Linked DNA regions of Homo sapiens: region 2 is linked to region 1. The links are chromatin loops, found by intact Hi-C in ENCODE. Cell type or tissue: MCF 10A. All regions are shown on one strand. Links, peaks and the distances in the headings refer to the core of each region. The heading gives the core; the rest is flanking DNA. Region 1 has its middle 86 kb from the start of E2F8. Region 2 has its middle 12 kb from the start of MRGPRX2.

Region 1 (16,766 bases), core at 7,565-10,064:
CATAAAAATGTTTATGAATGGAAAAAATTTCCAAAAGGTTATTGTTTAATTTAGCAATATTTACTTAGCTTACTTACTGTGTGCCTGGGCCCTGGGGTTACCAAAATGAACAAGATAAGCCAAGTCCTTTCCCCTCATGGAATTTGTGGCAGTTATCTTTGAGTGGTAGAACTTGGGATAACTTTCATTTTTTCCATTTGTTTTTCTGTGTTTTCCACATCTTCTAAACCAATCAGATATTCCTTTTTAAATTAATTTAAATTAAACATAATTTGAAAAATAAACCTTGGAGATACTGTTTGTGGTTCAGGATTGAAAGATGAGCCTTAGGAATTAAAGCACACCTGTTATGTCCTTCCTCCCTCTGAGGAGGTAAATGAGATGGCCAAAAATGGTATAGCCAGAGGACAAGAACCAAAGAGATAGTGCAAGACAAGGACCAGGGTTGAGAAGGAGAGGCCACATCTCTAGCCAGGATTTGGGGAGAAGCAGACAAAAAGTCAAGACCAGGAGGTAGAGAGAACAAGCACAAAATGGAAGACAAGGAGAAGGCCCAGCTCTTTGCCATGAGTAGGGCGGAAGTGCCCAAAGCCCCTCTTCATGCTGCCTCCAAGTTTCGTGAGGGGTCAGTGGGGGACAAAGGCGCAGGATCAGGGACAAAGGTACAGAATCAGGTGGGAATTTTCTGCCACCTCCTTAAGCACACCCACCATCAGATTAGCAGTCAAATGCTGAAAACCAACCAAACGTCCATAAATGAATGATTAAGGTCCTTTTAACACTTATCCCTATGGTGGCCAAATAAAATTTTGAGATGCTAGCTTATATTTTATTATTTTTTCCTTATAATTCCTTAAAGATTTGGAAATAAAGTTCAAGTGTTAGGGATTGGTGGGTTCTCTGAGAACGAGGTCCCATGCCTTCACCCATATCATCCTTCCCTCCATCCCCAAGGCCAGTCCCTGGAAAGAGTAAAAATTATTTTTAAAAACATGGTTAGGGGTATTTGAGAGTCGAGGAGACCCATGACTCACTTCTTTAGGGTAGCTCAGAAAGATGGTCCCCATAGCCCCTACCCCAGCATGATTTCATGCACTGGAGTAGAAGCAAGTCTACTTGCAGTGGGGAGGCTGACATGTAGAAGCAGGAGAGATCGGGGTGCTTCTCCTGCTCTCATTCCACCTTCCTTGAGTAAAGTTCCACCACCACAGGTGTCTGTGTCTCTTTTGTGATTCTAGCTCCCGCCAACTAAACCCTTCCTACAAGGTCCTATAGCTCCAGCCAGGCAGCCTCTGCCCTGGTTCTAGCCCGAGGGTCCTGGCTTCTGGGCCCTGCAACCCCACCATTTCTTCATGTCCCTCCATCCCTCCTGGTGAGAGTAGTTTCCCCCGTAGCTAATCCTGTCCCGTTTGGCATCTCAGCCCTTCTATATCCATGTATTCAATTTCCTGTTGTATGTTTGATTTTGTTTGTCTTAACTGGACTTTGACTAATCAGAATCAGAAGGCTCCTCACTCACAACTGAGATCTTGATGCCCTGTAAGTCCCCTGGGAATTTATCACAATCCCAACAGGAAGAAGGGAGGCAGAACACCCTCAATTAACTGAATGCACCCTCACAAAAACCTGGGAAACCTTTGGATGGTTTCGTTTCCATGGAACTGATCAGTGGGTTTTTTGTTTGTTTCTTTGTTTTCTACCAACAGGTGTAAAGGGAGTTCAAAATAGAGCTAAAGTTATAGAAAAATAGAATGATTATCTTTGCACACTTGAATATGTAGCTGGTGAAATTCCTACTCACGTCATAAAATATAAACCAAATAGTCCGGGTGCAGTGGCTCATGCCTGTAATCCCAGCACTTTGGGAGGCCGAGGCGGGCGGATCACAAGGTCAGGAGATCGAGACCATCCTGGCTAATGCAGTGAAACCCCGTCTCTACTAAAAATACAAAAAATTAGCCGGGTGTGGTGGCAGGCGCCTGTAGTCCCAGCTACTCAGGAGGCTGAGGTGGGAGAATGGCATGAACCTGAGAGATGGAGCTTGCAGTGAGCTGAGATAGCACCACTGCACTCCAGCCTGAGTGACAGAGTGAGTCTCCATCTCAAAAAAAAAAAAATATATATATATATATATATAAAATAAATGCATGCCATCATTTTGACTAAGTAAAATTTATATGCATGTGGACAGATAAGCAAAGGAATAGGAAAATAATTCCTTATGATAAGGTGGGAAGATAATACTTTATTTTTAAAAATATGTTACCCTTTTTAAAATGAGATATTTTCACTATAACTCTTATGGGTCATCTAGAAGCCTTAGTAAAGCAGACATCTTCTCCATCCCAGGGTCATCATCTGTGGAAAATGGCAAATATTCTTCCCCTGGAGCAGCACAAGTGAACAGGGGCATTTTAATTCTGTGGAAAGGCTGACAGAACCTGAAATGTAAAGCTAAAAATATAGGCAAGCAGCAAAGAATAGCAAAGGCGCTAAGATACATGCATCAGAAGCAGGTGTTAGAAACTTTCTGAAGCCACATCATAATTCAACTAGGTCAGATGGAAGGCTTAGATGACACAAGACCGAGAACTGGTGCAGAGCCAAGGCACCCTGAGAAAATGAGGGCAGTTTGACCATTTTGGGGGTTACCTCCCTTCTGAGGTTAGATGACATTGTTCTGCTCTCTCACAAACCAGTTCTTGGTACCCTTCTGAAAAATATAAGCCTGGACTAGAGGGGTTGATCCATTCTCCATGTCTTCATACCCAGGGGGATGGGTGAATGGCCTCTGCAGAAAATTTTGAAAAGGAGACACTTAAGAAGTAATAGCATCTTTTGCCGGATATGGTGGTTCACACTTGTAATTTCAGCACTTTGGGAGGCCAAGGTGGGAGGATCACTTCAGCCCAGGAATTTGAGACTATCCTGGAGAAACATAGTGAGATCATATCTCCACACACACACACACACACACACACACACACACACACACACACACACACACAGAGTAAAAGAATTAGTTGGGCATGGTGGCATATGCCTGTAGTCCTAGCTACTCAGGAGGTGGAGGCAGGAGGATGGCTTAAGCCCAGGAGGTCGAGGCTGCAGTGAGCTATGATCATGCCACTGCGCTGCAGCCTGAGTGACAGAGCGAGACCCTACCTCAAAACAAAAAAAGAAGGAGTAATTGAATCCAAGAGGAAACAGTTCAGCATAGTGGTTCTGATCACAGACTTGGAGCCTTGCAGACCCAAGTTGGATCCCAGCTAACCACGTACTAGATATATGACTCCAAAGCAGCCCTTAACCTCTCTGGGCCTTAGTCTCCCTATGTGTGTAATATGATTGATAATAGAATGTACCCTAGAAGATTTGGGAGAGTAGTAAATGAGATCATGCTGATAAAATGTTTAGCACATAAGTGCTCGATCAATGTTAGGTCCTATAATTTTATGGAACTGCAATCCCTAAGTTTGATTTCTTAGGATAAACTAAAGATGTCAAATGCAATATATATTGAGCCACAGACCGTGTAGTAGTCACAAAAGGAGAAAGTGAAACGAATATGCTCCTGTTAAACCTTTCTTCTGTTCACTGCTAGTTGGCAGAGAGAAGGGAGAAGGGAAAATAAATAAATAAGTAAAACCCAATCAGAAAACCTGGAGGCCCAGTGGAGAACCCTTTACTGAGGCTGACATGGGAAGTACGTATGCTCCAGGTTACAAAGGATTTTGAATAATGTGTGTCCCTGAGTGTTTACATAGAAGTTCTCATCTATTTTATAAGCAACTCTGCTCTTCCCTCAGAAGTTGGGACAAATAGGACTCAGGTCACTCAGAGGAAAGATAATGGGTCCTTGCCCATGCCTCTGAGATCAGGTAAGCATCCCTCACAATTCAACCTGCCCCCATGGCCTTCTGAACTTGGGCACCATTGTGGACCCAGGGAGCTACGATTTGGATGGGCAGAGGGAAAGGAACTGCTGGTTGTTAATTTGTGTTTTCAGACCACACATCCAGTCTCAGGAAATTAAATCACAGATTCAAGCTGGATGTTCCCCAGTCCTGTGATTCTTAATGTTTTGAAGGGCCAGTACTCTTGGAAATCTGATGGAAACTTTGGACTCATCCCCAGACAACACACTCAAGCACGATGCACACATGCGGATGCATACCCTATTTTTCATACTATTTCAGAGTATTTATGAAGCCACGTGAACCTTCTAAGATCCAAAGATAATTTGATTCATAAGACTTTTTAATCCTTGAACAGGAAATTTCAAGTGACATCCACTTAGGATAAATAACAGTATAAAAACAAACAAACAAAACACATCCTTTCTGTAGCAAAGACCAGCTGCTCCCCTTGCTGGTTTTTGCGTGACTCTTACAAATTTCAGGGACTCATGTGGTAAAAGCCCAATTTCCCCTCACATTCCAGAATCCAATCACTCCCTCATGTAATGGCCTTCCTTCCAAATATTCCCTGCGACATCCCTAAGGCACATCCCTGTTGTCCCTCCTAAGCAGCTGGGCAGTCAAGGCAAGCCTCATTGCAAAGCTGTCAAGGCAAAGGCAAGAGGTTACATAATTCCAATTAGCAGAAGCCCCACCAACTCTAAACAGCTCCTTACCACTTCATCATCCTTCCCCTCCGAGGAAATAATCACAATTGCCACTAACATCCTGGAAACAAAAGCCAACAGAATAAACACAGTGCTCTCTGGCAGACCTCAGGATTAAAATGTAATCTCAAAATAAAGTCTAATAACTTTTCCCCTTTTGAACACACTTGGAATAAAATTAGCATATAAATCAAAGCTTAATTAGGACATTGTAACACTGAACAGCACCGGCTGGTATTAAGGGTTTCAGGCCCAATATGATGCATCAAATAAACACCGTAATTAGAGAACAAAATCAGGGTGGTCTCCTGGTAATCAATCACCCAGCTAGGTTCAAGCTTTTCAACTTGAGGGTCATCTCTGCTTTCTGTCTTGTGGATCTTGCCTTCCAGCCAGTCTCTCCCAAGGGATGTCATGCATCTTCCAATCTGTGTTTCTGGCACATCTCTCCAGCTCTTGGCTCTCAAAGGGGAGTCCTGGCACCAAGCAGGGGTGGGGAAACTTGCAGATTGCTCAAAACAATAGTTTGTGGGCTTCCAGAATGAAGCATTTATTCCTTCTATGAGCTGTGCTATGCCCATTATCCAATCTAGACAAATACCTGCCTGGGACAGAAAGTCAAGAATCCCTGAGAACCGTCCCCTCTGCTTTCACTATTCTCCAGCCACATTGCCATCCTTGCTGTTCCACACACACACTAAACAAATGCCTGCCTCAAGGCCTTTGCACAGGCTGCTCCCTCTCCCCAGAGTGCTCTTCTCCCACAAGGCTTTCTCCCTCACTTCCTTCAGATCTCCCCACCAAAATGTCACTTCATCATAGAGGTCTTTCTCACCTCCCTTATCTAAAATAGCACTTCCTAACCCTTTCTAACTCCCTTCGTTGGAGAGTTTGAGGGGCTACAAAATAGCACCCTTCTACTCCGTGTTAGTTCTGATGCAATAAAGAATAAGAAAAAAAAAAAGCAAGGCAGATGGGAGAACAAAATCTCACCTTTATTTCCAGTACAGTTGATATTAGAACATGTGGCTGATATCTGTGGGCAAAAGGGCTTCTGGGTGCTGACATGCAGACTAGGAAGCGGGGTCACCTAAGAGGTAGGGCAGGAGGAGCAGAGCTGGCTGGAGCTTGCCATGGACAGGCTCACTCCCTGCAGAATGGAAGAAAGAAAGAGCAGGATCTTATGTGCCCTGTTCTTTATCCCAAAATCACCAAAAGTGAACTGAGCCCTTCCGCCAGGAGGAGTGTTCTCAAGGGCAGGTGCTCCCACCCCACATGTCCTAGTATAATTACCCATGAGCTCCTTGAAAAGCTACCTGATTTCTCATCTGCTTCAGCTTTCCTGACCTCCGTGAATGCAGGACACTATTTGTCTTGCTCACTGCTGTATTTGCTGCACCGTGGCAAGCCCTCCTCCCTTGGGAGGAGTCCATGCAGCCTGAAGTTGGGCTTGGGTTTACAGTTTCCTGGGGCTGGGCCACCTGTTTGAGGTCATGCTGGGGCACAGGCAGAAGTCTCCTCCAGTTTCTCTGGCTTCCTCATCCTGCTTCTCTTCCTAGTGTCTGCTGGCTCCCTGACACTGCTCCCAGACCACCAGAGCCCTGCATGGGAGCAGAGATCCCTGCCTGAGTCACATCTCTTGAGCATCTGAGCTTCACCAGGCTCTGGCTCTGCGGGGAGTGGGGGTACCCAGAAGAGGTGTCACAGACCATGCTCAGGGAACGCAGCCTGGTAGGGAAGGCAGATGTATAAATATCTTCAGTGTGGTCATTTCTGCATTAGACTGACCAATACTAATGACTAATACTGATGATAGCTTCCATTACAGAGTATCCTCTACGGGCCGAACCTAAAGCTGAGTAATTCACATCTATTAGCTAATTTAGTCCACGATTATTTTATGAAACAGTGACTATTCTAGTCCCATTTCACAGGTGAGAAAATTGAGGCTGAGAAAAGTAAATTACTTGTTGAGAGTCCTGCAGGTGGTAAGTGATGAAGTCGAGATTCAAGTCTAGGTCTGTCTAACTACAAAGCTGAAGAGTCTAAGCTCTTCCTGCCTAACCTTTCCCCTCCTGGGTTCATCTTCTCCCCAGGCTACCTCCCTCCACGCTGGCCAAGAATAAGGGATGAATGACCCCACAATGCTGCAGGCTCGGCAGCCTCTGCCTCTTCCCACATAAGATCATTTCCCAAACAGGCGCTCATCTCTCCCCGTCTTGTTCATGCCCTGCAGGGAACCTGTGTCCTTATTCTGAAAAATCCTTCTCATCCTTCTAGGCCCAGTTCAAATGTCACCACCTCTATGACCACTCTCCTAGAGTCAAATTTAATCACACTGCTTCCCCATTCATGTCAAGAACATGCCCCTATTTCAGTGGTTCTCAAAATGTAGTCTCTGGACCAACAGGATTTGCTGCAAGTAGAACTTGTCAGAAATGCAAATTCTTGAATCCCAACCCAGAGTTACTTCAATATTAGAATTACTGAGGGTGGGGCCAGCAGTCTATGTTTTAACAAATCCTGCAGCTTTCATACAAAAGTTGAAAAGCACTGCTCTATTTTAACACATCTCATTAGAGCCACATATATAGGTTTGAGAAAATTTTTATTCCGGGAGGACCTACAGGGCCAGGACTGGATGCTGTTGAGAGTTTGTCACACAGTGTCACACAGTAGGTGCTTAGTTGGCTTTGAAAGTGCTTTTTTCCCCCAGCAATTGCCTGGCAACCATGGCTTAGTGACGTTAGCAATGACAGCCAGACTGAGGTTGGAGGCATGGGCCTTTTGCATCCTTTGCAGCAGGCTTCCTCCTCTTGTCTTGTACCTGGCTTGTTGAAAAAAAGTTTGTGATTTTTCCTTCATTTATTTCACAAAAATTTATTGAGTGCCTACCAGAGACCAGACACCACTAAATATGAGAATACAATGACAAGTAAAATGCCCACTCTATCCTCATGGGGCTAGCACAGGAGACACATACTCGTCAAATAAAAAAGGCCAACTCAAAGTGGCATTTACATTTATTAGCTTATTTAATTGTCACAAGTAACCCTAAAAGTGAGTAGTGGTGTCGTCTCCTGTCTACCAATGAGGAAGTGAATAAAGAAAGGTGAAATACCTTGCCCAAGTTCACGCAGTTTGCACATGACAGAGCTGAAGTTTCAACCCTGCAGGCATTTGTTCCTGCTCTTAATCACTACACAATGCTGCCTTAAAATAATTACACAACAAAATTATAAACATTGATAATCACTTTGAAAAACAGTACATAAGAGCACATGACAGGGAAACCTTATGTAGTCAGTGAGGGGAGAGGGTGCAGTCAGAGAAATACCCTGGAAGAGGCCACATCTGAGCTGGAACCTGAAGGATAAGCAAGAGTTAACTTGCCAATCAGTGAGTCAAGGCAAGGGTGGGTACAGATGAGGCCTCTCCCCAAAGAGGAATAGCACTTGTAAAAGCCTTGAGAAGGAGGCCTGGGGGAAGTTGCCAGTGGCCACAGCACTGGGTTGAGGGTGGAAGAGGATGTGGATAGAGGCTGAAGGTATGGGCGGTGTCAGACTGCCATGACAACAGTCCTTATCCTTGGCCCACTTTTCCAAAGCAGTGTTGGCAAACCAAGGGTTCCACATGGATGGATGGCTCCACTGTGTGTGAAAATGTGGCTGAAGTGCAGGAAAATCTCATCATTCATCCACTCAGTCATTCAGAGATATTGATTGTGTGCCTACCATGTGCCAAGAGCTGTTGTAGGTATCGGGGACACAGCCCCATTCTCCTGGAGCATATCCAAAGCAGGCCTGGGGAGAGAGGACTCTCTGACAACTGACATTTGCATTCCTTCATCAGCACTGAGCCTGGGCTGTGGGCTGGGTACTGTGTTAGGTGTTCTATTGGATGGTCTGGTTTGCATTTTAAAAAGAAATTGAAGGCACATTCCAAAATCACAACTATACCTCCTAGTGGCTAAAATGGACATCTCTTAATAATTTCAACAACCACTTATAGCTCAGGATTTGAAACATTCCTGAAGAAGCAGGCATTAGATAAATCATTTTGGACTGTTCCATAAAGTGAACTTTGCTAATAGAATCTAGGGTAATGAAATGAATGTCTCCAGACCTGTAATTCATTCTGCATAACATTTACACACTCCACTCTGCTGAAATCTTGTCAAATGACTTCAGTCAGCAAAGCTCAGCCTGAAGAGGAGGTGGAGAACTAGCACAAATTTGTTCAAAAATGCCTTCCAGAAAGCATTTTCAAAAGCTGTCTTCATTGCTTCTTGTTTTTTTCTTTTTTCTTTTTATTTTAAGTTCGGGGGTACATGTGCAGGTTTGTTATGTAGGTAAACTTGTGTCATGGGGTTCTGCTATACAGATTATTTCATCACCCAGGTATTAAGCCTGATATCCATTAGTTATTTTTCTTGATCCTGTCCTTCCTTCCACCCTCCACCCTCAGGTAGGCCTCAGTGTCTGTTGTTCCCCTCTATGTGTCCATGTGTTCTCATTATTTAGCTCCCACTTATAAGTGAGAACATGTGGTATTTGGTTTTCGGTTTTTGCATTAGTTTGCTAAGGAAAATGGCCTCCAGCTCCATCCATGTACCTGCAAAGGACATGTTCTCATTCATTTTTATGGCTGTATAGTATTCCATGGTATATATGTAGCACATTTTCTTTATCCAGTCTACCACTGATGGGCATTTAAGTTGATTCCATGTCTTTGCTATTGTGAATAGTGCTGCGACGCGTGCATGTGTCTTTATGATAGAATTATTTATATTCCCAGTAATAGGATTGATAGGCTTAATGGTGTTCTGTTTTTAGGTCTTTGAGGAATTGCCATTCTGTTTTCCACAATTGTTGAACTAATTTACACTTGCACCCACAGTGTATAAATGTTCCTTTTCCTCCACAACCTCCCCAGCACCTGTTATTTTTTGACTATCGTATAATAGCCATTCTGACTGGCGTGAGATGGTATCTCATTGTGGTTTTGATTTGCATTTCTTTAATGATCAGTGGTGCTGAGCTTTTTTTCATATGCTTGTTGGCCGCATGTATGTCTTCTTTTGAAAGGTGTCTGTTCATGCCTTTTGCTCACTTTTTAACAGGTTTATTTGTTTTTTATTTCTTATAGATTTGTTTAAGTTCCTTATAGATGCTGGATATTAAACCAGATGCATAGTTTGAAAATATTTTCTCCTATTCTGTAGGTTGTCTGTTTACTCTGTTGTTAGTTTCTTTTGCTGTGCAGAAACTCTTTAGTTTAATTAGATCCCATTTGTCAATTTCTGCTTTGTTGCATTTGCTTCTGGCATCTGTCATGAAACCTTTGCCTGTTCTCATGTCCAGAATGGTATTGCCTAGGTTGTCTTCCAGGGTTCTTGTAGTTTTGGGTTTTACATTTAAGTCTTTAATCCATCTTAATTTGAATTTTGCATATGGTGTAAGAAAATGGTCCAGATTCAATCTCCTGCACATGGCTAGTCAGTTATCTCAGAACCATTTATTGAATAAGGAGTCCTTTCTCCATTACTTGTTTTTGTCATCTTTGTCAAAGATAAATGGTTGAGTGTGGGCAGCCTTATTTCTGGGCTCCCTATTCTCTTCCAATTGTCTGTGTGTCTGTTTTTGTACCAGTACCATGCTGTTTTGGTTACTGTAGCCCTGCAGTATAATTTGAAGTCAGGTAATATGTTGTCTCTAGCTTTGTTCTTTTTGCTTAGGATTGCCTTGGTTATTGGGGCTCTTTTTTGGTTCCATATGAAGTTTAAAAGAGTTTTTTCTAGTTCTGTGAAGAATGTCATTGATAGTTTTACAGGATTAGTATTGAATTTGTAAGTTGCTTTCGGCAGTCTGGCCATTTTAACAATATTGGTTCTTCGTATCCATGAGCATTGCAATGTTTATCCATTTGTTTGACATCTCTGACTTCTTTTAGCAGTGTTTTGTAGTTATGGAAGAGATCTTTCGCCTCCTTGGTTAGCTGTATTCCCAGGTATTTTATTCTTTTGTGGCAATTGTGAATGAGATTTTGTTCCTGATTTGGCTATCGGCTTGATAGCTGTTGGTGTATAGGAATGCTACTGATTTTTGTACATTTATTTTGTATTCTGGAGATGTCACTGAAGTTATCAGCTTAAGGAGCTTTTGGGCTGAAAGTATGGGGTTTTCTATTTATAGAGCCATGTCATTTGCAAACAGGGATACTTTGACTTCCTCTCTTCCTATTTGGATGCCCTTTATTTCTTTCTCTTGCCTGATTGCTCTGGCCAGGACTTCGAATACTATATTGAACAGGAATGGTGAGAGAGGGCATTCTTGTCTAGCGCTGGTTTTCAAGGGGAATGATTCCAGCTTTTGCTTATTTAGTATGATGTTGGCTGTGGGTTTGTCATAGATGGCTCTTATTATTTTGAGGTATGTTCCTTTAATACCTAGTTTATTGAGAGTTTTTAACATGAAGGGGTGTTGATTTGGCATCAATATGCAGATACCACTGAAACTGTGACATGTTGGTTTCTCACTGCACACAGAATAAAAATCAAATTCCTTTGCTTTGTCTATAAGGTCCTACATAACATGGAAGTCCCCCATATCTGATACTACCACTCTCCTCACTCCTCCAAACCAACATTTTCTGGGCACCTCAAATAAGTCAAGTTCATTCCCATCACAAAGCCTTTTTTATTGCTATTCCACTGCCTAAAAGGCTATTTCATAAGATTCTCACATGGCTGGCTCTTAATGTCACAGCTCAGATGTCACCTCCTCAGAAAGACTTTTGCTGATCACCTTAAAGTTCCTTACCTTTAGCACTCACCATTCTCTGAAATTTTCTTGCTCTTTAAATTTACCTGTTTTTTCTTGAATCTGTCTCCCCCTACTGAAATACAAGCACCATTTAGAGCAAGGTCCATGCCATATTTTCAGTTTGAACACTTTGACCTTGGAAGCTAAGTGTGTAAGATGCAATGCCTGGGTTCCTGAATCACTGGTTGGAGAAGAGCTGCCAGGTGATAATGAACAACTATTTTTGTATTTCAAATGAGATTTGGCAGCTTGTCTGTTACATTAGCAAACATATCCTTAGCTAATCCAATACTTTTTGACCATTTTCTGTCAGGTTGTTAGAACTTGTTTGATTGATTGGTAGAAGTCTTTTATATTCTGGATAGAAATCTTTTCTATGTTACACAAGTAGCAAATATTTTCTCTGGGTTTGTCACTCAACTTTGAACTTTCTTTACGGTGTCTTTGTTTTACAGACATTCACAATTCTTATCTAGTCAAATCTGTCAGTATTTTTTAACATATTATAGACTCTGTTATATGCTAAGAAGGGTTTTCTCTATACCAAGATTATAAAAGATACTCTCCAAAGTTTCCTTCTAGTTCTTCTATTTTCCAGCTACAATTATTCTTATATATTTTATAGATATTTTTGTTATAAGCACCTTTTCTCCTAGTTGCCTAACTAGGTAATGTTAATATATAGGAAGGTTACTATTCTGTATTCAGCACCTTAAGTACAAATTCTTAAAAGTCAATCTTCTTAGATAGTTCAACCAAACAATTTTATCATCCTCAAATAATTATAACTTTGGCTCTTTCCCTCCAATATTTGTATCTCTCATTTCTTTATCTTATCTTACTGCTTTGGCTAAGACTCCAACACCATCTTGATTAATCCCAGGGACAGTATGTGTCCTTATACTTTTCTTATCTTTACTAGTGAGGCCTCTGTTATTGTACCATTAAATGTGATGTTTGCTCCCTTCTTATGCTCTTTATATTTTAAAACCCTCCTTCTCTTCAAAATTTACTAAAACCTTTAATTAGGAAAAGATGATGAATTTAGTAAAATCTGTTTCAGCACTCAGAGAGAAAGTCATATGGTTTTTCTCCTTTAACCTATTAGTAAAATGAATTCATTAACAGACTTCCTAATGTTAAGCAATATCTGCTTTCCTGGAACAAAACTTTACTCTGTCATCATATGTTGTACTTTTAATACTTTTCTGGATTTGATTTGCTAATATTTTATATAGAATTCTTTTGCAACTACATTCATAATCATGTGTATCTATTTGGGGCCAGTGCTCTTGAATGTTGGAAAACATGATATTGAAAATCATAGATCCTCATGAATTAGGTGGTTTATTAAAAGGATACCTGGGATAAAGTAACAGAATGTATAGGTGTATCTGAGGCTGTTGGTGAATCCCTCAGCCAAGCCAATCTACTCCTCATTTTAGAGGCTCTGCCGATGCTCTGGAACTAGAAAAGAAAACCAGAACATGTGGGAGATTTGAGGTTTGGTGAATTTAATATTGAAGACGCTAAAGAGGTGTTCAATCATTGCAGTAAAAGATAATAGAGGCTAAAGTAACAAAAGAAACCGAGACTGCACCCACGTATCTGGGTGGGACCTCTCTAGCTGAGAATAAGCAGAAAAAGGAAGCATACAGGAAGACATCGTGGGCATTTTTCCTCCAGAATCTTACAAGCAAAGGGAATTTCATCTTGAAATTTAATGTCTCAATGGGACCATAATAATGAAAGAGAGTTTACATTCAAATTTGGAATGTTTCAGATTGTGTGGGTGTGTTGTACATACTTTGTACAAGCATATACAACATGGCTAGGCATAATTTGAGATGGAAATTGAATGTAAGATAAATTTTTTGATAATGTAGAATTACCTGGAGTGTTCCTAAGATACAGTGACCTAGAGTTAAGAAATGCTTTTCTGATAAGTGCTTGAGGGGATGGATACCCCATTCCCCACGATGTGCTTATTTCACATTGCATGCCTGTATCAAAACATCTCTTGTACCCCACAAATATATATGCCTACTATGTACTCACAAAATTGTTTAAATTATGAAAAAAGAAGTGCTTTCCTACTGCCCACATCAGAGGCTACATTGCACATCTGGTCCTAGGAGAATAGAAAGGAGCAGTAGGAGACTTCAGGTGAGCAGCCTCACAAAGGTGAGATCAGGACCCTTCTGATAAGAACAGCGTCACCCCTGGAGGCTGACCAGTGGATTAAGACAGAACAAAAGGAGGGGGGTATAGAGCAAGAGGACCCTTCAGCACCTGTGCCGTGAATCCCAACTCTGCCTGCTCCCTTGATAACCTCACCATTACCAAAGGGACTGTGGATTGGTAACCTGATGGGTCAGAGTCCAGATTTTTCAGTGGGGAATTTTTTTTTATAAAGTTACTTTTCTTTAAAGGTCAATAACTATAGAGTGCTCTTTTCTCCTTCTTACCTCCAATTAGGGCTTCTTGTCTTCAGAAAAAAAAAAAAAAAAATCTGGCCATAGCTTTCTTTCTCTCTACCTTCTCTGTATTTGTCCAAAAAAAAAAAAAAGGGACATGATCTATTCTGCAGATTGAGACAGAGAGACAGAGAACTCTCTCCAACTTTCAGCACAGCTGAACTTGCTATTCCCAAGATTTTGATTTAAACTGGAGAAGTGGAAAAACCCCACTCCTGAATCTAAGCCAGACTCTACAATTCAGCTTTTGCCAAAGGCCCTGTCTTGTGCCAAGCACATGTACAAGTATTAATACGGTTATGCTTTGATTCCCTTTCTTCTGTTTCTGAGTAGCACATGTGTCCTCAATTGCATGAGAAGAGGTCAGGATCTAGCCATTGCCTGGTTTTTTAACCATCACAAGGGACCAAACATCTCCAACCACAACAGAACCAGAGTAAGGATTGGAGCCCTGGCTGTCTTTCTCCATAATTGGCTCTCTCTACTTCTGCATCAGACCATAGATATGCATCATTGGTTTCGTTGCTCACAAGTTTCATGCACCTTTATCTTCCCCTTTGTTGGGTGTCTTGTGCTAATTATTTTTTTAGTTGGCTGAAGAACTTCCTTAAGGAGTTATTTGTTTAAAGTTACATGAGTAGCATACTGGCTGAGACTGGGTCTTGAATATTTATTTATTTTGCCTTCACATAAGAAGAATCATTAAAATGATTATAGAATTATAGGGTATCTATTTTTTCCCCGCTAAACTGTATAAACATTGCTCCTTCGTATTGCAGCATTTAGTGTTGCGGATTAAAAATCCAATAACAAAATGACCCTCTCTCCTTTGTAACTGGCTTATTTTTCCTTTTTAAAAGATTGCATGATTTTTCTCTTGGTTAGAATTCCAAAATTTCAGACGTATATAGGTTTGTACCTTGATAAAAGTGAGAGTTTGAGTCTAAATTCACATTTCTTCTGTTACGAGAAGAAATTTTTTTATGTTTCCTTGATTATTGTCTCTCCTTTATGCACTCTGTTCTCTACTTCAGTATATTTATTTTGTGGTTCTTGGACCTACTAAATTCTATCTTATAAGTTTATCATTTATTCTCATAATTTCTATCTTTGTATTTTTGCTCTGCATTCTGGGAAATTTCTCTAAGTTGTCTTCTAATTCACTAATCTTATTTTTAGCTATATGCCCCTTCTAACAGTTACTGTCTCCATTTCTTTTTTCTATTTTGTTCTCAGGATTCTTTTCTATTGCCTGATTTCCTCGATTTTGTGTCAAACTTTCTCTTATTTTGTCAATTAAGTGTCTTTTAAAATACCTCTGAGAATATTCATTAAACTTTTTCTTCCATTTCCTACATTAGCCCTGTTTCAGACAGAAACAGTCACTCCAAATTCTCAGCCTGATCACCTTCCTTTGAGCTCCCGATTCTCCTCATAGTTCTGACTTGTTCTTTGCTTTTCGTTAATCCTAAATGAAGACCTATCCTGGTCAAGACTGATGGCTGATATGGATTTCATCAGCTACTACAGAGATCATTACTTGAGTTCCTCTCCAAAGCCAGGTGTGATAAGATAGAAGAAAGGGGTTTTAAGGTGGGCCTCTCTTTGGGTCCACAGGCTGAGTGCAGGGTAGCCGACAGATGACCCCCTTCAGGCCCAGGAATGGCATCATCAACTCCCAACAGAGCACAGTGTTCACACCTTGTGCAACCTGGGGATGAAGGCTGTGGTCAGACTCTCTGAGTGAAGCTAGACAACCCCCCAAGTCTTTAAATTTGACGCTTCTCTCTACACAATGACACCCTGCTTCCTACCTCCCACACTTAATACTCATCCTAAATTTCCTAATCACTCCCATTGTATTAGGCCATTCTTGCATTGCTATAAAGAAACACCTGAGACTGGGCTATTTATAAAGAAAAGAGGTTTAATTGGCTCACAGTTCTGCATGCTGTACAGGAAGCACAGCTCCAGCACCAGTTTCTTGGGAGGCCTCAGGAAGCTTACAATCATGGCAGAAGGGAAGGCAAAGCAGGACCAGGCACTTCACATGGTGGAAGCAGAGCAAGAGAGAGTGAGCGAGGTGCCACACACTTTTAAACAACCAGATCTTACAAGAGTTCACTATCGCAAAGACAAGCACCAAGGGGGAATGGTGCTAAACCATTCATAAGAAATCCATCCCCACGATCCAATCACCTCCCATTCACCTCCCACCAGGCTCCACCTCCAGTACTCGGGATTACATTTCAACATGAGATACGGATGGAGACAAATATTCAAACTACATCACCCATATATACCCTTAGTGATCAACACTGAGTAACCGTCTGGCTTTGGTGATTGATAGGCTTGGGGAGGGAGCAGGATGATTGCAGGAAGATGCACAACCTTCCGGCCTGGACAACAAGGTGTGCCCCCAACAGACTATGAGCATTTGGAGAGCAGAGAGTGGGTCTTATGCCCCTCTATTTTTAGCCCCTAGCACTGTGCCAGCACACGCTGCCTGCTTGGTGAGTGACAATGGAAGAAACGATGTGCACTTCCAAACCAACAGTCTTTTGTTCCAAATTTGATGCTGTTTGGCAAGTCCTTCTCACCCCCATCATTACTCATTCCCATGCCCTGGTTTGACCATCTTTGGCACAGACTTCAAGGTTGGCTCAAATATCGCCTTAAAGGAAAACTTCTCTGCCCTTTCCTGTGTACCTTCAGACCTCATCATAACACCTGTTGTACTCTGTACATTTGTGGTATAGGCTCCAAACAAATGTGAAAATGAATAAATGCACAAATAAATAAACCCCCCACAAAACTGTGATCCCAAGGCAGAGATCA
Region 2 (16,766 bases), core at 8,471-10,970, 260 kb after region 1:
TTATGGGGCACTTACATGCTGCAGACTGTGCTAAGCTCTCCAGTACTTTATGTCATTTAGTCATCACCACATCCCCTCAAGGTCAGCAGTATGAAGTTGAGCTTCAGGTTGGTTAGCTAACTTGTCCAAGGCCACAGCTGAAGAGGAGGCAGGACTTGGCCCTGTGCGCTCAGCCACCACGTGACACTGTCGTCACTTGTGAGAAGAGGAATGCACATTGTTATAACCACAGTGGAGCCCTAAAAGGGTTTTCTGCTGGGATACAGGGGAGGAGTAATGGAGGGAGATTGGGAATGGTTGTAGCCTAAGAGGATCTATTGAAGCATTTTTGTTTCCAGTTATAAAAATTAAATTCTTCTCCTGCATAAGATTTAATTATTCTGAGGAGGCTGCACTGATGAAAGTAGTTAAATTATCTTCTCTGAAAAGATAATCAAGAAATCTGGATTCAGGTCCTGGATCTGCTCCTTAGAAACCGTGTGTCTTGCTCAAGTCCCTCAACGTTTCCATCTCCCCAAGACTTGTGTTCCTCATCTATGTAATGCCTTATCCCACATGGAGTCTTTGGAGGCTCAAATGTGAGTAACATGGAAGTGCTCTGTCAATTGCAACTTCTGTACAAATGAGAATCATTACTTGTACCATTCATAGTTTAGAAGACTTTCAGTCTGAAGGAGGAGATAGCTGGAAGCCCCAGGCTGGGCTACTAATCCAGCACACTTCGCAGGCTGGGGACAAAACACATCACATAATTTATGGCTCTGAGCTCAAATTATTTGGTTGGAAGTAGGCACTTTGGGGGAACAACCCTTTGAAATTTAATTGTAAATTAATGGGTTTCACTTGTTTCAGGTTTCAAATTTTTTTCTGGGCTGAGACCCAAGATTAAAACCTGATGTGTCACATTCTTTCATTCTGTGTGTTTAGAAGAAAACAGGCCCCTGTGAAAGGCTGCTGGGTGAGGCTGGCAAAGGAGGAAGGAGCTGATCCAAGAGTTGTTAATCACCCCCCAACGATTTCCTCATCAACCGAGCCTTTCCCAAGGACTCCCTAGAAACTTGAATAACCAGGAATGTATTCTTCTGAACTACCCTGTTTAAAACGGACAGCTGAGTCATCCTTTCCAGGGATGTCCAGGGCTGACCAAGAGAATGACAGTGGCTAAGGCTATCAGAGCCAAAGGACACTCAGAGGTTGCTCTCTGCAGCCACCCCAGGCAGGGGTTTTTTGAAGAGATGGTCATCTCACACCCCTAGCGATGGGGAACTCACTCCCTCTCATTGTCAGACACTTGCTGGAAGCTGCTCCAGATCTCCAGCCTCCATTTATCTCTGTGTAATTCTCACCCACTGCTCAAGGGTCCATCCTCTGGAGCCACAGGGCCATGTATAGCCCTCTCCACCACCTGCGTCAACCCTGAGACAACCCTTCCCAAGACTAAGTCCTACAAGTTAAAGAGATGGATGTAGCTGAAAATATATATCTTGAGGCATCAGAAGGCTTGAATTCAAATCTCAGCTTAACAACTCATTAGCTTTGTGACTTTGGGAAATTTGCTTAACATCTCTGATCCTTAGTGTACTTATCTTTAAAACAAATACCTTTGGGGATTGCTGTGAGGATCTAACATATAAAGGAAGAGGAACCTAAGGCCAGAAGTAAAGTCAGACCCAAGTGAATACATGGGAAGAAACTATCACACACTCCGGGGAATTCTGTACCGTCTGGTGGCCTAGACCTGTTACACACAGGACTTTACTAGGAATGAAGGGGTGATTCTGCACTAATCCTTATATCCATGCAGTGCAGGGAGTCAAATTAGAGAGCCCTCTGAATAAAGCCAGGACTCAGAAACAGCTATACTCTCTGAGAAAAAGGATGATTGATGAAAAATAAAACAAACAAAACATAAAACCTGCACAGTATAACTAAGCAGCAAGGAAAAGTGTCTGTGTCCACCTTGATTTACAGTAGTTGGGGGAGAAAATAGTGCCCTGAGGTTTCAGTGCTACTGGCTGACCATTGCATAACTAGGGATTCTGAAATGACACTAATTTACACATGGTCTTAAAACCCTCAAGATGATCAATTGAATTTAAGTGGACCTTGAAAAAGAAAAAAATAAAGTGGACTCTGTTCTGTTATCAGTATGTCCTGACGCCTGACAGAAGCAATCAGGAATCTTCCCTACAGAAATGCACCCTCAAGCCAAGCCTTATAGAATTATCATAAGATTCCAAAAACTAGGGGCTCACAATCAAAATGATGTGTGCAAGGAAACAGACCACCATGAATCAGTGGCAGCAGAAACAGCAAATTATAGAACCAGGCCCACAAAGACTTCAGATATTGGGATACATATAGACTATAGAAAAATTATGTTTAATATGTTTAAATAAACATATTAAAGAAAGACTCAAAAGAAGACTCACACCCACATCTTCTGGCATGGTCCAGTGCTCTTTCCACTAATTCAAGAAAGAAAGAATAAAAAATGAGTCAAGAACAAAAGAATATAAAAATGACCAGGCAGATTTGAAAAATAATCCAAGTACCTACTAATGATGAAGTATCTCAAGCTTCCTCTATGAAAGCCAACACACTTCCTATTAGACAAAAATTTAGAAAATGTCCAGTCCACCCCCAGCTATTAAATGCATCCTGTGCCAGCAGCAGGAAACAGTCATAAATATTCTTCCAGAATCATCCTTTTGCCTGACCCATTCCTCTTGTGCTGCTTTTCCTAGCTCTGGGATTCCCTGGATTCCTTTCCCAGTTCCAGGCACCAACTTCTGGCCCTCTTCCTTATCTAGGTGACACATTCAGACACTCCTCAGCTCCCCTCTCAGCTCCACATTTCATGGGGCACCTTCAGTCCAAGTGTGAGGGGGTCTCAAATATGACTGTGCTAGCAGCAATTATTATAAACACGCTACGTGCTACCACCACCATCTGCATGCTTCTTTACAAAATACCTTTTATGTCTATGAAAGCTTGGTCATCCTCACAAATGAAGGAGACAGGTTCACAGAGTTATAGTCATTCAGCTAGAAATGGACAGAGCCAAGACTCAAAAGAAGACTCACACCCACATCTGGCATCTCCCAGTGCTCTTTCCACTAATTCAAGCTACCTCCAATAATAGAGCAATGATGAATAACCAACCAGCACTGTCTGTTCTTTATTATTACATAGGTTAAACCCTCACCTGTTTTCATCAAACTGAACTGAAACCTTCTCAAGAGTTACCCAGTTGGTTGAGAAATCTGTGGGTCATTGCCAAGTACGGTCTTAGGATCAAGGAAATGTTAATTTATGTCCCAATTGTTTGGAGATCACTGGCTACAGTTAGTGGAGACATAAGTACAGGTTCTTTCGGGCAAAAGCCAGCCTAAGCATAGCACACGATGGAGAGGTACCCGACGGGAACGGAGTCCCTATGATTCCCCCCTTCCCCTGTCTCAGGGTAACATCTGAAGTTCCACAGAAAAACATGTTTTAAACTATCAAACAAAACATTAAAAACCTATATAAAAAAAAATGAGAGCATGTGTACCCAGCTAGGTAAAGTGTGCAATTTGAGTCTGTTTTCTGTTCATTTTACTCCGGGAGAGATTGTCTAGACAAAAGCAGAAAAGAAACTTTGTGTGCGCCCTCTTGTGGAGGAGGCCTAGCACTGCAGGGCCACCCCCAGCCAGCCTTGCCCTTTAGAGCTGCTGAATGAGACAGACAAGGGGCTGCCTGCCCATGGAATTTACATTCTAGTGGAAGCAGATGGGGAAAATCCCAAGCAGATAAATGAACAAGATCTTTCCAGATCATGAAAGTAAAGAGCATAAAACAGGGTAATGTAATAGAGTGAGTAGAGGAGGGTGTGGGTCAGGCTACAAGTTGTGTGTTCAAGAAAGGCCAGCTGGGGCAGGGGAGAGGAGATGGCTGAGCTGAGCCCCAAGTGTCAAGAAGTTACCAACCACGGGAAGTTCAGGGCAACCAGCCCAGGCAGTGCCAACGCCTTGAGGTAGGAATGAGTTTGGGGTGTCAAGCACAGAGAAGCCAGTGTGACAAGTGGCAAAAGCAAACAGAAGTATTCCAGTGAGTGAGGATGGAGGGTGAGGCACCTCTGGGAGCACGCATATCATCCAAGTAGGAAAACGGGGTCTGTTTCACACTTTCAGGAGACTTAATTCTCACCCCTGCACCCACCTCCCACAGCCAGTTCTTCAGCAAATCCAGTTGGCTCTGCCTCAAACCATCCACTTTCCTCATCCCTATGGCCATCCCCAGCCCTAGTTATCACCCTCTTCTGCAATAGCTTCCTAGTGGATCTCCTTGCCCCTTGCAAGGCATTCTCCTCTCCACAGAAAAGTGATCTGCTTAATGTAAATGAGAAAATCAGATGGTGCCTCTTCCTTGCTTAGAACTCTCCAATGGCTTTGCACTTAGAATAAACCTCCCCTTAGGTCTGACTTATCCCTGCCTCTGCTCCAGCCACAGTAAACTCTAATCTCTTTCCTGCTTCAGGACACTTGCACTCGCAGTTCCCTACACCAGGAACATTTTTTCCTTGGTTTTTGACAAATCTGGTTCCTTTTCATCCTCCTGGGCTCAGCTTAAACTTCTCAGGGAATCCTTCCTTGACCACTCCATCCAAAGGAGCCCCCAAGTGACTCTCCATCACCTTGTCCTATTGATTTCCCTCATGGCAGCTATGATAATGTGTCATTTTTCCATTTATTCATTATTTTCTTACTTTTCATCTTTTTTCACATTGTATTTGAGGTCCATGAGGGCAGAGACCATAACTCTTATTCACTGCTGGATCCTCAGTGCCTGCAGAGCTCCTGGTATTTGCGTGATATTTGAGGAATGAATGAATGAGCCCTAGGAGGTAGCAGTCAAGATGGAATCTAGGAATTATCTAGCCCAACAGCCCTCAAATTCTGTTTTTAGCACAGAAGCTGTTTCCAAATGGACTCTTACACAGAACCTAAGAATGAAGCAAGACACAGCAGACATGAGCCCTGCCCTCCTGGCTCTGTCTCCATGTCGCCAAGAGCCCTGGCTGAGCCAACGACACTGGCAGCTCTTGAGAAACACCTCCCAGGTGGCTAAGTCCTCATGAATTTTCCCTCAGCCCATGTTTCTCTGACTTCCCCTGTTCTACAAATGAGAACAGAGGCAGAATGGAAAATAATATTTTAAATTGCCATCAGCAGTTTGGGGGGTGGGTAGAGTTAAATATATTAGAGAAAATTTTCATGGGGGAATGTATTTGGGAACACTTCTGGGGTGTGAGTGAGCTCTGTGGTTTTTACTTCAGAGCACCTATGTGGGCTCAGGCACATTTGCAAGAATTTCTGGAAGCCCTGTGTGCCCCAAAGAGGGAGCAGAGACCAGTTACTCTCCTGCCATCCTTTTCCTTCTCCAGAACATTGATGTGCCCTTTCAGGTGCCAGGCAGCACAACTCAGTGGGCACAAAAAGAGGGTGAGTCGGCAGAGGCCTGCTGTCCAGGTGTCCTGGGAAAGTCCTTAGCTGTGTTCACATCATTTATGACCCAGTTCGTATATTCTCAACTCACCTTTTTACCTTGGCCATTGATGTGGCAACCAACTATATGCAAATGTAGCCTGACTGCTGTCCAGAATGTCTCTTGATTTCTGTTTGTTTTTTTTGAGACAGAGTTTTGCTCTGTCACCTAGGCTGGAGTGCAATGGTGCGATCTCGGCTCACTGCAGCCTCCACCTGCCAGGTTCAAGCGATTCTCCTGCCTCAGCCTCCTGAGTAGCTGGGATTACAGGCATGTGCCACCATGCCCGGCTAATTTTTGTATTTTTAGTAGAAATGGGGTTTCACCATGTTGGCCAGGCTGGTCTCAAACTCCTGACCTCAGGTGATCCGCCTGCCTCGGCCTTCCAAAGTGCTGGGATTACAGGCATGAACCACCGTGCCCAACCATGTCTCTTCATTTCTAATGGCTACTTATCAGCTGTGTGATCTTGGGCAAGTTGCTTAACCTCTCTAGGTTTCATCATCTGAAAAAGGGGGATGATAATGATACCACTTCATATGATTGTACCAAACAGTAAATGAGTTAATAAATGTAAAGTGCTTACAACAGTGCCTGACACAAAGCAAGTGCTATCAAAAAGATCAACATTGTTATAATAACTATTATTATTGTTGTTACTCTCGCTAGGGCTGAGCACTAGAAGAGGGAGACGGGGCTTCCTGTAGCTCCGAGTCTGCTAAGCAGGAGCCTGATTTGCCATGGACAGGAGTTGACTTCAGTCCTCAGGCTTGTGGGGTGGGGGCAGGGAGGACAGGAGCTACCATTTATTGAAGGCACAGAATCAAAGAATTCTCAAAACACCTTAGGGAGAAGATACTCTTGGTATCAAAGTGGTGCCATTGGTCTGGGGCAATAACCGAGGTTCATTGCCTCATTCCAAGGAAATCGAGGACATGGACACAAACGAGGAGTGAGTTTAAGAGCAGAGGTTTAATAGGTGAAAGAAAGAGAAAAGAGAAAAACTCTCTCCTGCAGAGAGAGGGGCTCCGGACTGGATCTTCCAGTTCCACGGTGAAATGCATGGAGGCGTTTTGTAGATGAGCTTGAGGAGGCAGTGTCTGATTGACATAGGGCATGAGAGATTGGTCAAACCAGGTGTGCTGTTTGCATAGCATGCAAAGAAGCTGGTCATCCCACCCTAATCTTTTATTATGCAGATGGGGTCTCTACCTGGCCGGTGCCATGTTGCCTGCTTTTTACTGCACATGTGGTGACAAAGGAAAGGGAAGAGGGAACCTCCGTGTTGAATATACCTGGCTTCCAGATATCGCTTTTCTATTGCCACAGCTGCCAGTATTTACCTATGTGAGCTTTTAGCTTGCTTATCTATGCTTGCAGCTTGATTTTTCAGGTTGCTTTTTCTTAGAAAAGAAACAAGTTAGGGGCTGCTTTTTATTAAAAGGAAACCTTACTGAGGACTCTCTTACCCTCACTATCTGCCTAAATAATTTCTTTCTAGTTCCTGTATCACTATCACCTTTTTAGAGATGAGGAAACCAAGGCTTCAGGGGGTTACAGGAGTCATCTGAGGTCATGTAGCCTGGAGTGTCTGAACCAGGGTTGCCCCTAGGCCCAGTGAGTGTGGCCCTGGTCCCTGTCGCCACCCTGCAAAAGGAAGGAAAGGGTAGTGCATATCCCTGTGGTTCCCAGAATGTCCTAGGGGAAGAAGGAAACTGCAAAGATGTACCTCTCAGCCCTTTGTGCCTGCTGGAAAATGCTGCAGGCAATATCCTATCAGGGTCCTGAGGGGAAGGTGGTGCTCTGGGCACTGCTTCCCTGACCTATATCCAGGAGGCTGGGCTCTGGGTGAGGTAGGTGGGGATGGGAATCTGTTGGGAAGAGCACTGGGCCAGGAGTCAGGAGCTGAATTTCAGACCTCACCCAGTGTGCCAGTTCCAGCACCTAAAACAAGGCCTATCAAGTAGCAAGGAGTGCACAATCAATATTCATTGAAGAAATGGATGAGTGAATCCATGAATGAATAACATAGGCCCTGCTCTCAGGGAGCTTTCAGCCTAGAGGAGCAGAGGAGACAGGTGCAGCAGCTACAGAGTTCAGATGAGGGGAGTGCCCTAGGACCTGGGTTATACCCCAAAACGGGAGCCTTCTGGGGCCTAACAGGTAAAGGGGACTACAGAAGGCAAAGAGGAGAGAGGAGTGCAGAGCACAGAGGCCTGCGGAGCATGGGCTTGGAGGCTGAGTAGGTTAGCACTTGAGAGGGATGTGAGAAACGGCTCACACTGTTCGGATCCTTATATTCTGGAACACATCCTGCCCCGACAAGTCCTTCCCTTCACTCTCTCAAAGCATAACTCCAAACTGTGCAGTTATCTGTGGATTGGGGTAAGCTTGGCTCCCCCACACTGATTTTCTAAATTTGGGCTGGACACAGGAGCTGGTTTGACACAGAGGCCCCACAGGTCTCCTCCATCCAACAAGCAAAGCCTGGGACCAGCCCAACCTTCAGGGAGTCGCCCTCAGCCTCCTGAGCTATAGGCCTTCACTGCACCCAAGTCTTCACTGACGCAGACCTCCACACTATGCCCTCCTCCCTGGCTGCCCAACCCTCCACCGTGGGGTCAGACACACCCTGCCCACCCCTGGCAGCTGGTCCCTACAGCCTCTCCCTGGCCCGCCCTGGCCAAACACTGGCAGAGGGAAGCCTGGGAAAACCAGACAGGCAGGACTTGCCAGATGGCAGCCAGGCCTGAAGGAACCTGGGGAGAAGAGGGTGACGTGAAGGTCACTGGGGCTCCCTGAAAGTCAGAAAGACATGGAGATCAGTTGTTGTTACTGAGACGTAATGGGCAGTAAGACTTACTCTTTTGTTTCCCAACAAATGACAGAATTATACCAGAAGTAATAACCCTTTCCATCTCTATAGGGCTATCGAGTCTCCAGCCCATGTTCACATGAGGTATCCGCTCTAACAGAGGAGCAGGAACAGAAGGGAACCTGGGGCGTACCTCCCTCCATCGCATAGCAGCAGGTGCAGGCACCGTGTCTTTGCCCAGTGCTTCCATCTGCTGTCCTCAGGCTATTGCCCTGCCCCAAAGCCTAACGTGGCAGACACGTGCTGAGCAGTTTCAGCTGGCCTTGGGGATTGGGATTTTAGGAGCAAGCTTCAGAAACCCTGTGGAAGACTGGGAAAGTCGGTGAAATAATAAAGATGGTCCTGACGATGACAGAGGGCACATTCTGATGTCACACGGCTTTAAGCATGTGCTAAGCACTCACATGTGCACCTTGAATACCTCACAACAGCCATCTTACTGATGGGGAAGCCAAGGACTGACTAGTAAGGTTAAGCAACATGACAGTAAGATTAAATTAGTAGTCCTAACCTGGATTCACAGACTTAGTAGATCGGGATTTGAGACCAGCATTTCAGTGGTTGATTAATAGACACTCGCAGGAGCTGCTGTACATGCTGCCATCCATGAATGCTCAGGTTGCAAAAATTACATGGGTCCCCTTCATTGCTCTACTTTAAATTGGGATGGATAATCTTGGCTACTCGGGAGGCTGGGGTGGGAGGACGGCTTGAGCCCGGGAGTTTGGAGATGCGAGCTATGATCCTGCCACTCCACTTCAGCCTGGGTGCAGGGGGAAACTTTGTCAAAAAAAAAAAAAAAAAAAAAAATAGAAAGGAAAAGAAAAGAAAATTGGCGTGGGTAAGTAGACAGTGAGTAGAGACCGGTTCCCAAACTTCACAGGGCATTCGTCTCACTTGGATTCATCTTCCTGTTCCCTCCCTCTGTCCTCACCCTCCCTCCCTATTCCCTCTTGCGCGCAGGCACACACACCACGCACAAACACACATCGGCTTGAGATCCCAAACTTTTTCCAGCAATGTCATTGACATGGGCCCCCTGCTGGCCAGTCAAGGGTTACCGCATACTAACAAAGCAATGATCCTTGACTACCACCTAGTGACGTAATGTGGTAACATTACATTTCTTTTCTATCCCTTCACAATCTGATGTGGTATTAAATATTTCGGCAACCGGAAGCCAAAATGTTAAGAGCTTGCTCTTTGTGCTCCCTGCTTCAGAATCCCTTAAAAAATTCCTCATTAAAGTATATAACAGTAAAATTTTGATGAAGTTGAAACTCTAAATTTAACTCAAAACTTGGCAGTGAAATTTGAATTAGAATAACAGGGGTACTATTTATCAAGCATCTATCAGCTAGGCATTGTACCAGTTGCTTTATATTGCTTAATTTACAATTTAATTTGATACTTCTATGAGGCATATCTTATATGTATTTAACAGATTTCAAAATTGGGGCTCTGAGAGAGAAAATAGCTTATTCAATATCAAACAGTTATTATGCAGAAGACTCAGGACTAACCAATACCGTCATTTATGAAGCATGCAAAAGTTAACCAAATGACTCTCAAAACACCCTTGGAGAACTACAGGATTAGTCCTATTTTAGGAATGAGGAATAGAGATCCAGGAAAGTTAAGGAGCTTCTTAAAGTTCACACAATGAGTATTGCAAAAAGTTAAGTGTCAGACTTCACTCCTCAGGAAGTGGAGTCTTTGCTGTGCTGCTCCTTGCCCCCCAGGGCCAAGACAACAGTTGTGCTCTGACATTTTAGGGTCCTCGCTGCCATTGTACCTGGCCTCACAGAGTCTAAAATATACCCCACCATCTCCAAGGTCTAGAGTCACCACATGGTTCCTCATCCCTGACACCTGAGTTGCCACCAAGCCCTATTGGCTCAGGGTCCTGAATTGCAGCCATATTCTGCTCCCCAGGCCCAAACCTCCAGAGCACTCCTTCTTCTCCTGAGTCAGACCAGTTCTTTGCCCTGGCCCCTAGAAGTAGAATTGCAGCTACAACCCAGCCCCTGAGCCCAAACTGCTAAAGGTGCCTCAGAGTCCCAGATCACGGCTCTCTGGACAACCTACATCCAATAAACACAGAGAGCAAACCTGCACCACAAGATCCAGGTGCCACAATAGGTTTGTGATACACTGAGCCTAGGACCCCAACCCCACAAATGCTCTAAGCACCTTCACCTGGAACCTAGTACCACTGCAGCTGCATGTAGGCCATGTCCGACCTGATACCGAGAAGGATTTTCTCAGCTAAGTCTCCACACTGTGGGGGAAATAAGAATAAGAGGACCCCAAAAGCCCTCGCTCATGAAGACTTTAACAACCTCCACCACTACTGCCACCGCCACAAACTTCTACAACCTAAGTCATTGAGGCACCCACAGTTATTCAGTGAGCCAACAAATGAGGAAGCTGCATAGAGATTATATCACTCAACTTACCCAAAAACAGAGTTGTCCTCACCAACCAGCACACCAAGACCAAACTGCAGGTGAAAGTCTTTCTCTGCAAAGATGATTCTAGAAAGTTTGGAAGAGGTAAATGTTCCATCAGATGCACAGATACAAGAAACATCATGCAGAGACAGAAGAAACATAAACAAGCAAGGAAATACGACACCACTAAAGGAATACAATAACCCTCTAGTAACAGACTCTGCTAAAAATGAAATTTAAAAATTTCTGGAAAAGGAGTTCAAAATAATGATTTTAAGGAAACTCAATGAGATACAAAAAATACAGATAGACAATTTAACAAAATCAGGAAAACAATTCATGATATGAATGAGAAATTTAACAGAAGGTGGATTTTTTAAAAAAATAAACAAACCCTGAAGCTGAAGAATTCAATGAATAAAATAAATAATACAATAGAGAGATTCAACAATAGACTTGATCAAGCAGAAGAAAGAACTCTAAATTCAAAGACAGATCATTTGAAATTATCCAGTCTGAGAAAAAAAAAAGAATGAAAAATAGTGAAGAAAGCCTATAAGACTTATGGGACACCATTAAGTGAACAAATATTCATAGTGTGGCGCTGGAAACACTGGATATCCACATGCAGTAGAATTAAACTAGATCCCTATCTCTTATATACAAAAGTCAACTCTGAATGAATTAATGACTGAAATATAAGACCTTAAACTATGAAACTATTGGAAGAAAACAAAAACATTGTATCAGAACATTGGTGTGGGCAAAGACTTTGTGAAGAGGACCTCAAAAGCACATGGATCAAAAGCAAAACTAGACAAATAGGATTGTATCAAACTAAAAAATTCCTGCACAGTGAAAGAAACAATCATCAGAGTGAAGAGACAACTAGCAGAATGAGAGAAAACATTTGCAAACTATTTATTCAACAAGGGATTACTATCTGGAATATACAAGGAACTCAAACAACTCAAAAGCAAAAACCAACCAAACAAACAAAAAAACCCACCAACAATCCAATTTAAAAATGAGCAAATGAGCTAAATAAACGTCTCTTAAAATAATACATAGGAATAGACAACAGGTATATGAAAAAAATGCTCAAAATCACTAATCATCAGAGAAATGCAAATCAAAACTACAATGAGATATCATATTAATACAGTTAGAATGATTGTTATCAAGAAGACAAAAAGTAAATAAATGCTGGTGGGGATGCAGAGAAAGGGAACTCCTATACACAGTTGGTGGGAATGCAAATTAGTGCAGCCATTATGGAAAACAGTACGGTGCTTCCTCAGAAAGCTACAAATCGAACTACCACATGATCCAGCAATCCCACTACTGGATATATATCTGAAGGGAAGGAAATCAATATGTTGACGAGATGTCTGCACTCTCATGCTTATTGCAGCACTATTCACAATAGTCAAGATATGGACTCAACCTGTGTCCATCAACAGATGAATGGATAAAGACAATGTGGTACATATACACAAGGGAGTACTATTCAGCCACAAAAAAGAAAGAATCTTGTCATTTGCAGCAACGTGAATGAGTCTGGAGGACATTATTTTAAGTGGAATAATTCAGGCACAAAAGGACAGATACCACATGTTCTCACACATGTGAAAGCTGAAAAAGTTGATGTCATAGAAATAGAGAGTAGAATAGAGGTTACTAGAAGCTGGGAAGGATGGACAGATGGATAGCCTAATTTTGGCTAACAGATACAAAATTACAGCTAGATAGGAGAAATAAGTTGTAGAGTCCTAGGGCAATGTAGGGTGATTATAATTAATGACAATTTACTGTATATTTTTAAATAGCTAGAAGAGTATATTTTGAATATTCCCAACACAAAGAAATGATAAATGTTTGTGGTGATGGATATGTTAAGGAACCCAATTTGATCATTATACATTGTATACATATATTGAAATATCACATTGTAAGCCATGGAGAGGGGCCTAGGTTGATGACTTCATCATAGTTATGAAAACTCTGGAAGCCACTAAGGATCTAAAAGATGAGAGTCATCCTGGAATCCAAGTTTGGCCTCAGAGAGAGGCCTATTTGAGCTCTCTACTCTCTTTGGTACTTGGAGGAGAGAAACCTCCATAGGCACCAGAGTTCTCTTAGTTTCAGATTCATCACAACTGTAAGGCATCCCATTTTACAGATGGGGAACTGAGATCAAAAGAGTTGCCATTTATGTTGGAGATCCCACAATCAGTAATTATCAAATTAGAAATAAACCACATATTATAAAACAATATCAATTGTGTATTTTGTATGCATATACTAAAGTATTTATGCAGTTGTTTCCATGTGGAAGTATAACCAGTGATTTATGTTTTCATCTATATTCTATATCTTGTACATTCAGCAGCCTGATAAGACTTTTCTGAAGCACAGACGTGATCAATTCATTTCCTAAATGGTTATCCTTTCTTCTCAGAAGGAGATTCTCATTTCGTATTATGGCTACAAGCTTAAAAGGAATGAAAGAGTTTAGAACAACTCATGGTGGAAAGTCTAACAGGAAAATGTCATGAAAATGCAGGACTTCAAAAGACCGAACCTTTAGTGTATTCTCATTCATGAGAAATACAACTGCCAAGAAACTGCCTGATGCACACTTGGCTCTGGGGAAAACAAAAACAAAAACAACAACAACAACATCAAAAGACAAAACAAAACCAAAACAAAAAGCTCTTCTTGAGAATTTATAACCATAAATCAGTATCACATTGTGATCCAAATTCATACAACCTGTGGTCTTCCTAAAATTTCAAATGACAAATGAGGTTTCTGAGGACAACCTGATACATGAAAGCACATTGGGAAGTTCCTCCAGTCAATTAGAAAAAGAAAACAGAAGACCTCTCTAAAAGAACTCAACTACAATTCAGGCCTTAAAGAATTTCCACAAATAAGCTCCCAAGGCAAGTGGCAACTCACAGTCAAAAATCACAAACAAATCACATGAAAGTGCCAGAAGAAATTACAGACAGTAAAGTCACACACACATAGACTTTAGCACTAGAATTATCAGATAATTATAATATTGCCATGCTTAATAGGATTAAAGACATAAAAGAAAGAATTGACAACACAAGTCAGCATCAAGAAATGAAAAAATGACTATGAAAGTAGAAAAACAAAATATCAAATAGATTAACCTTAAATGTAAATGGGCTAAATGTCCCAATTAAAACATATAGACTGCCAAATTGGATAAAGAGTCAAGACCCATTGGTGTGCTGTATTCAGGAGACCCATCTCATGTGTAAAGACACACATAGGCTCAAAATAAAGGGATGGAGGAATAGAATATTTACCAAGCAAATGGAAAGCAAAAAAAAACAAAAACAAAAACAGGGGTTGCAATCCTAGTCTCTGATAAAACAGACTTTAAACCAACAAAGATCAAAAGAGACAAAGAAGGCCATTATGTAATGCTAAAGGGATCAATTCAATAAGAAGAGCTAACTATCCTAAATATATATGCACCCAATACAGGAGCACACAGATTCATAAAGCAAGTCCTTAGAGACCTACAAAGAGACTTAGACTCCCACACAATAATAGTGGGAGAGCTTAACACCCCACTGTCAATAATAGACAGATCAATGAGACAGAAAATTAACAAGGATATTCAGGACTTGAGCTCAGCTCTGGACCAAGCAGACCTAATAGAAATCTACAGAACTCTCCACCCCACGTCAACAGAATATACATTCTTCTCAGCACCACATTGCGCTTATTCTAAAATTGACCACATAATTAAAAGTAAAACACTCTTCAGCAAAAGCAAAAGAATGGAAATAATAACAGTCTCTCAGACCACAGTGCAATCAAATTAGAACTCATGATTAAAAAACTCACTCAAAACCACACAACTACATGGAAACTGAACAACTTGCTTTTTAATGACTACTGGGTAAATAAAGAAATTAAGGCAGAAATAAATGAGTTCTTTGAAACCAATAAGAACAAAGACACAACATACCAGAATCTCTGGGACACAGCTAAAGCAGTGTTTAGAGGGAAATTTATAGCGCTAAATGCCCACAGAAGAAAGCAGGAAAGATCTAAAATTGACACTCTAACATCACAATGAAAAGAACTAGAAAAGCAAGAGCAAACAAATTGAAAAGCTAGCAGAAGGCAAGAAATAACTAAGATCAGAGCAAAACTGAAGGAGATAGGGAAATGAAAAACCCTTCAAAAAATCAATAAATCCAGCAGCTGGTTTTTGGAAAAGATTAACAAAATACATAGACTGCTAGCAAGACTAATAAAGAAGAAAAAAGAGAAGAATCAAATAGACACAATAAAAAATGATAAAAGGGATATCACCACTGAGCCCACAGAAATACAAACTACCATCAGATAATTCTATAAATGCCTCTATGCAAATAAACCAGAAAATCTAGAAGAAATGCATAAATTCCTGGACACATACACTCTCCCAAGACTAAACCAGGAAGAAGTCGAATCCCTGAATAAACCAATAACAACTTCTGAAACTGAGGCAGTAATTAATAGCCTACCAATCAAAAAAAGCCCAGGACCAGACGGATTCACAGCCAAATTCTACCAGAGGTACAAAGAGGAGCTAATACCATTCCTCCTGAAACTATTCCAAATGATAGAAAAGGAGGGACTCCTCCCTAACTCATTTTATGAGGCCAGCCTCATCCTGATACCAAAACCTGGCAGAGACAAAACAAAAAAAGAAAATTTCAGGCCAATATCCCTGATGAACATTGATGCAAAAATCCTCAATAAAGTACTGTCAAACCGAATCCAGCAGCACATCCAAAAGTTTATCCACCATGATCAAGTCGGCTTCATCCCTGGGATGCAAGTCTGGCTCAAAATACGCAAATCAATAAATGTAATCCATCACATAAGCAGAACCAATGACAAAAACCACATGATTATCTCAATAGATGCAGAAAAGGCTGTCGATAAAATTCAACACCCCTTCATGCTAAAAACTCTCAATAAACTGGGTACTGATGGAACATATCTCAAAATAATAAGAGCTATTTTTTATAAACCCACAGCAAATATCACACTGAATTGGCAAAAGCTGGAAGAATTCCCTTTGAAAATTGCCACAAGACAAGGATGCCCTCTCTCACCACTCCTATTCAACATAGTATTGGAAGTTCTGCACAGAGAAATCAGACAAGAAAAAGAAATAAAGGGTATTCAATTAGGAAAAGAGGACGTCAAATTGTCCCTGTTTGCAGATGACATGATTGTATATTTAGAAAACTCCATTGTCTCAGTCCCAAATCTCCTTAAGCTGATAAGCAACTTCAGCAAAGTCTCAGGATACAAAATCAATGTGCAAAAATCACAAGCATTCCCATACACCAATAATAGACAAACAGAGAGCCAAATCATGAGTGAACTCTCATTTACAATTGCTACAAAGAGAATAAAATACCTAGGAATACAATTTACAAAGGATGTGAAGGACCTCTTCAAGGAGAACTACAAACCACTGCTCAAGGAAATAAGAGAGGATACAAACAAATGGAAAAAAATTCCATGCTCATGGATAGGAAGAATCAATGTCGTGAAAATGGCCATACTGCCCAAAGTAATTTATAGTTTTAATGCTATCCACGTCAGGCTACCATTGACTTTCTTCACAGAAGTAGAAAAAACTACTTTAAATTTCATATGGAAACAAAAGAGATCCTGTATAGCCAGGACAATCCTAAGCAAAAAGAATAAAGCTGGAGGCAACACACTACCTGACTTCAAACTATACTACAAGGCTACAGTAACCAAAACAACATGGTGCTGGTACTAAAACATATATATCGACCAGTGGAACAGAACAGAGGCCTCAGAAATGATGCCACACATGTACAACCATCTGA

Evidence for each region. Hi-C counts contacts between places; a loop is a spot of excess contacts. Peaks named below come from ENCODE experiments on the same cell type or tissue, not always from the same donor. Only the 100,000 strongest peaks of a DNase experiment are listed, where the experiment ranks them.
Region 2: it touches region 1 in a loop (9-fold over the local background); 19 of 110 quality-filtered maps call a loop at or near these places.

Annotation. Positions count from the first base shown.
Region 1 is chr11:19,318,467-19,335,232 of GRCh38, reverse strand. No RefSeq gene overlaps it. Among named protein-coding and RNA genes, the nearest start is that of E2F8, 86 kb to the right of the region's middle. RefSeq lists enhancers at 2,779-2,828, 8,052-8,201. In MCF 10A, for the core only: a CTCF peak has its summit at 8,583; no DNase peak of the experiment used is centred there.
Region 2 is chr11:19,064,069-19,080,834 of GRCh38, reverse strand. No RefSeq gene overlaps it. Among named protein-coding and RNA genes, the nearest start is that of MRGPRX2, 12 kb to the right of the region's middle. RefSeq lists a silencer at 2,499-2,793. In MCF 10A, for the core only: a CTCF peak has its summit at 9,482 (motif pointing left); a DNase peak (open chromatin) is centred at 9,444.